2 separate regions of the Homo sapiens genome follow, and region 1 is linked to region 2. A link is an interaction called in ENCODE POLR2A ChIA-PET data of the cell type or tissue named here. Cell type or tissue: HepG2. All regions are shown on one strand. Each heading gives the region's core, and the rest is flanking DNA. Links, peaks and the distances in the headings are about the cores only. Region 1 has its middle 15 kb from the start of SRSF6. Region 2 overlaps L3MBTL1 (L3MBTL histone methyl-lysine binding protein 1).

What was found. ChIA-PET counts read pairs that join two places held together with the same protein. Peaks named below come from ENCODE experiments on the same cell type or tissue, not always from the same donor. Only the 100,000 strongest peaks of a DNase experiment are listed, where the experiment ranks them.
Region 1: POLR2A ChIA-PET joins it to region 2 with 5 read pairs; 7 of 35 experiments call an interaction of 5 or more read pairs at or near these places.

What each region holds. Positions count from the first base shown.
Region 1 is chr20:43,471,243-43,474,155 of GRCh38, reverse strand. It overlaps the pseudogene RNU6-1251P. Among named protein-coding and RNA genes, the nearest start is that of SRSF6, 15 kb to the right of the region's middle. In HepG2, for the core only: a CTCF peak has its summit at 909 (motif pointing right); no DNase peak of the experiment used is centred there.
Region 2 is chr20:43,529,600-43,532,512 of GRCh38, reverse strand. It overlaps L3MBTL1 (L3MBTL histone methyl-lysine binding protein 1), which reads right to left. Exons shown (of 22, transcript NM_001377303.1): 10 at 2,094-2,229; 11 at 1,624-1,715. Among named protein-coding and RNA genes, the nearest start is that of L3MBTL1, 23 kb to the right of the region's middle. In HepG2, for the core only: no CTCF peak of the experiment used is centred there; a DNase peak (open chromatin) is centred at 1,562.

The DNA.
Region 1 (2,913 bases), core at 183-2,682, 58 kb after region 2:
TTCTCATGCCCCCTTTCCCTCTATCTCCTTCCTTCCCTTCCTTATGTTAAATACAATTTTTAGGAGTTCATTATTTGGACTGGGCTCTGGCATTAGACCCAATGGACCAAACCAAAATGGAGTACAAATGCTGAAGTTCTACACCACCAAGCCAAAACCAATATTTTTTTTTTTTTTTTTTTTTTTTGAGATGGAATTTTGCTCTCGTCACCCAGGCTGGAGTGCAATGGCATGATCTCGGCTCACTTCAACCTCTATCTCCCAGGTTCAAGCAATTCTCCTGCCTCAACCTCCTGAGTAGCTGGGGATTATAGGCGCCCACCACCACGCCCAGCTAATTTTTGTTATTTTTAGTAGAGACAGGGTTTCACCATGTTGGCCAGGCTGGTCTCGAACTCCCGACCTCAGGTGACACACCTGCCTTGGCCTCCCAAAGTGCTGGGATTTACAGGTGTGAGCCACTGCACCCAGCCTGAAACCAGGATTGTTATCAAACCTTCAAGGAAATCAGGAGAGAGTGAAATAATAACCAAATCTCCAAACAGGCCAGTTTTAGACCTACAGGACTACAGGTGCACGCCACCACACCTGCCTAATTTTTAATTCTTTTGTAGAGACAGGGTCTCACTACGTTGCCCCGGCTGGTCTCGAACTCCTAGGCTCAAGTGATCCTCTTGCCTTAGCCTCCCAAAGTGATTACAGGTGTGAGCCACCACACCTAGTCCAGCCATTCTATATTGTTCTTCTGTGCTCTCTTAATGTTTAACCATGCCTTTTATTTAAATAATTCCAGGAACTGGCCTTAGGAGATCCAGAATATCAAACCAAGGTTGAGAGTGTCCCATCTCAGGAAAGAATGAACAATTGATTTACAGCCTTGTTGCCTCCAGCTAGACCACCAGGTGGCCCATTACCCAACATAACCATTGCAACTAGATAATGCTGACCTGCATACCCTACCCCTCAGAGCTTTGCCCCGTCCTGCCTGCATATCTACCCCCGATATTTATTCTTTATTTTTTAAATAATTTTTAATTAAAATATGGAATGCTTCACAAATTTGCGTGCCATCCTTGCGCAGGGGTCATGCTAATCTTCTCTGTATCGTTCCAATTTTAGTATATATGCTGCTGAAGCAAGCACTAAGTGTGATGTTTTATATTCCTCTGAAATAGGAAATATTTACTTACTGTTTAACTTACTTGCTATTATCTGCAGCGTCACAACAGGAAACAGAAGGCACACTCCCCACTTCAGTAATTTGAAGACGACACAATAAATCATTAACTTATTTATAATGGTGTGGGCAGGATGTAGAAAAATTACAATGGTTAGCGTAAGACGGAGGGGCTAGGACAAGGGGAGGCAGTGGTTACCGGGACTTGGAACAAGAGGGCTGTGTACACCAGACACTATGGCCTTTGGTTGAAGGCCACTGCCAGCCTTAGTTAAGTCTGCGGGGGTAGGGGTGGGGTGCTGTGGGAATAAAGACCCCAACTTCCATCTCCTCCCTCTCTCCACGTCCCACTCAGAAACCAGAGGGCAGGGAAGTGTGTGGAGGAAGTCATGAGGCTAGTTTCCTGAGGCTCAGACAGGCGGATAGGGAATTGGGATGGAAAAATGGAAGATATCTCTCATATTCATTTAGGCAAAATGAAACGACTGAACTTCAGAATGCTGCCTTGTGTGTGACTTTGGGCATGTGGGTTTACCTGACCTGTTTCATCATCTGTAAAATGCTGGGTAACAGTTTCTACCACGTATAGTTATTGCAGGGACATATGTGGAGTTGCCTAGCACCCCGTATCAGTTAGCTATCATTGTCCCTAACCCCCAAAACTGAGTAGCACACACCACTACATTTTTACTTTTCACATTTCTGCAGGTTGGCTGATCTGGCTGGGTTCTGCTTCGAGCTGGTGGCCAAGGCTCACAGGCAGCTCTGGCCAGCCTGTCTCTTGTCCTCTTGGACCAGCAGGCTGGCTGAGGTGTATTATTCTCATGGAGACAGCTGGGATGCAGGAGAGCAAGCCCAGGTGTGCAAGTGTGTCTTAAGGCTTTAGCTGTGTTGTAATAATTTTTCTGGAGCTTTGGTAACAAATTACCACAAACTTGGTGGTCTAAAATTTTTTTTTTTTTTTTTTTTGAGATGGAGTCTTGCTCTGTCACCCAGGCTGGAGTGCAGTGGCACATGTCGGCTCACTGCAACCTCCGAGTCCCAGGTTCACGCCATTCTCCTGCCTCATCCTCCCGAGTAGCTGGAGCTACAGGTGCCCGCCACCACTCCTGGCTAATTTTTTGTATTTTTAGTAGAGACGGGGTTTCACCATGTTAGTGAGGATGGTCTCGATCTCCTGACCTCGTGATCCGCCCTCCTCGGCCTCCCAAAGTGCTGGGATTACAGGCGTGAGCCACAGCGCCCGGCCTAAAATATTTTCAAAGTAATGGCAAAAACTGCAATTACATTTACACCAACCTAATAACACAAATTTATTGTCTTATGGTTCTGGAGGTCAAAAGTCAGAAATGGGTTTCACTGGGCCAATCAAGGGAGGGAGGGAGGCATGGGCCCAGTCAGGGAGTCGGCAGGGCTGTGCTCCCTTAGGGAGAATCCGTTTCCTTGTTCCGTGGCTCCGTCCATCTTCAGAGCTGACAGTAGAGCATCTCCAATCTACTGTTGCTTCCATTTTTACACCAACTTTTTCTGATTTTTGACTCTCCAGCCTCTCTAGATTATAAGGGAGGCTGGAGAGTCAAAAAAAAAGCCTCCCTTTGTGATTACACTGGGCCTAGCCAGATAATTACATCTCCAGAACGTTATTTAATTACATCTGCAAAGTGTCTTTTACAATGTTAAGTTACATATTCACAGGTTCTGGAGATTAGCTCGTGGACCTTTTGGGGGGTGGGGGA
Region 2 (2,913 bases), core at 104-2,603:
TGCGTTCGCCCAAAGAACCTGGTGAACCAAGTATAAATCTTCCCTACCCAGACAAGCCCTTCCCAGCTTGTCCTGAGGCAGTTGTGGCAACAGTGGGGTGGCTGGGAAGAAACAGCGGACATCTATGGCATAGAGGCAGACAGGGAACCAGTATAAACTGAGTACCTGCCATGTAAGCTTCAAAAGACATCACCTCCTTGGACCTTTACAACAACCCTATTCCCATTTAAGAAGTTAAATCACTTGGCCCAGAACACAATGCTAGTCAACGGCGGGGCCAGTATTTAAATAGTTTGAATTAAAAGTCGGCATTCGTTGTCACAACAGCAGGCAGGACCCCACCTGTCACCTGGGAACTTGCAAGTATGAACTCTGGGGCTGGACTGGGGTAGGGGAGTAACTGTCTCTGCCTGAAGAGCATGGTGGAGTCCTGGGCCCAGGGAAACTCTAGACATTCAATATGGTTTTTTTTCTTTAGACACAGGGTCTCACTCTGTCGCCCAGGCTGGGGTACAGTGGTACAATCATAGCTTGCTGTAGCCTTGAATTCCTGGGCTCAAACAATCCTCCCAGCTCAGCTAGCTACTGTGGTATCTAGGACTACAGGCACATGCACCATGCCCAGCTAATAATTTAATGACATTTTTTGTACAGATGGGGTCTCACTATGTTGCCTACGCTGGTCTCAAACTCCTGGGCTCAAGTGATCCTCCCGCCTCAGCCTCCCAAAGTACTGGAATTACAGGTGTGAGCCACCGCACCCAGCCAGTAAGACTGATACATACTTCTTTTTTTTGAGACGGAGTTTCGTTCTTGTTGCTGAGACCGGAGTGCAATGGCGTGATCTTGGCTCACTGCAACTTCCGCCCCCCAGGTTCAAGCGATTCTCCTGCCTCAGCATCCTGAGTAACTGGGATTACAGACACCCACCACCACGCCCAGCTAATTTTTTATATTTTTAGTAGAGATGGGGGTTTCACCATGTTGCCCAGGCTAGTCTTGAACTCCTGACCTCAGGTGATCCACCCGCCTCAGCCTCCCAAAGTGCTGGGATTACAGGCATGAGCCGCCACACCTGGTCCAGTATGATATTTTTAATGGAGGCTCCCTGTATCTCTTAGGCCTTTTGGTTGGGATTATGAGATACTTTAACTGCTGGATAAGCTGCCAGCTGCCCTGAACAGAGGAAAGGACAAGGGATGAATTGTTGGAAATAAATGGAAGAGTCTCAATGTTGGGCAAAAGGAAAGAAAAAGAAGCTCCCAGAATAGAGGCATTGACCTTACACCAAAGAACTGCAGAGCAAGCCAAAGCAAGAATATATGAGCAATGACATCTCAGTGCTCAGACTAGGGTAGTGGGCCAGGGGCTCCAAGGGGATGTGAGGACAGGGTATCTGCAGTAGCAAAGGAGGGAGGGAAGTCGGGAAAAACCTATAACCAGCTTCCCATCTCTGGCCCTGGACCCTGCCCAGCTGTACCCCTCCCATCTGATATGAGAGATCAGAACAAAGCTGAGAGAACCAGCACATGAGCTCCCTTCTGATGAGTCAGATACCCTGGGCCAGCTGCAGTGAACTCTGGCACATGGGAGTGACATCCACTCTCACTCAGGGGCACTCACGTGGCTCTGGCTCACAAACAGGTGCTTGGGGGCAGCCTGAGCTCTTGTGCTGCGCAGGTACTGGCTCCAGCTGAACTCCTCCTCCTTGTAACCTAGGCCCCTCGAGGGGCATGAACAGAGCGCCGTGCAGAGGCTGGGCCACAGCAAGGGCACCCCACAGTGAAGCAGCAGAATCAGGCATGCCTGAGGACCTCCCCCCAACCCTCAAGAACTTGCCCAGGGATTCCCCACTACTGAAGCAGGACACGACTTGAGTAGACACTCAAAGGGCAAGTGCAAAGCGGAAGTTCTAGGGCTTCTGGTCAACTTGGCCCCAGCGCAGAGTCATCAGGATGCGATGAAGAGAGGCTGGCTTTGGAACAGGGTACAGGGTCAGAAAACAAAAGAGCTGGAAGCCGGGGACCCAAGGGGAAGAAGCGAAGGGTCTGAGGACTCACTGCCTCACTGTGACCAACCCAGCTAGGCCTTACCTTTGGGAGGCTGCAGCTTGTGGCCCGTCTTCTCGAACCAGCCAGCAGGGTGAATGTCAGGGGAGTTGGCATTGACCCAGAAGTCATGGCACTCAGAATACCCATCAAAGTGCAGGCGTAGGCGATAGCCACATACCTGGCCCCATGAGGGGAATCAGGAACTCCAATGTCAGGAGATGCCCCACTCCCCATCTGCCTCACCTCTCCTGGCCCAGTCTGGTGGTCTCAGGGGCTCTAATGCTAGCAGGTTCCCCAACCCCACCTTTCTTTCCTCCCAATTGTACCCCACCCTGTCCTATTCTACAGTGAGGACAGTTCATGTACTCATGAGCCCTGAGTTCTGGATGCAAGGGAGGTGGACCCTATGACAGCTTCCTGCCCTTTTGAGCCCTGGACAGAATTCTGAGGGCAGCCACCAAGGCTCAGGACTGCTGAGGGCTCCTGATGACCGCTCCCTCTGCTACCTTCTCTCACTGCTCCCCACTCGCACTCTGCTTCCAGTCTTGCTGAGCTAGTGGCAATTCCTTGAAGGTAGCAGTCTGTTCCATGCCCCAGGGCTTTTGCCCACTTTGCTCCTTCTGCCTGGAGCTCCCTCCTTATTCACAACTTATCTCTCAAGACTCTGCAAAGGAGGCCCTTCCTCTATGCTTTTGCTGCTCCTCAGACAGAACTGACCCAACTGTGCCTCCCAGCTCAAGTCTGCTGCCACCCCTGTGGCATGTCACTGACATGTTTATTTGGCTGATTCCCCAGACAACTGTGAGCTCCTAGAGGACAAGGACCTTGTTTGACTCATGCCAACATCCCTGGCCCTCGGGAT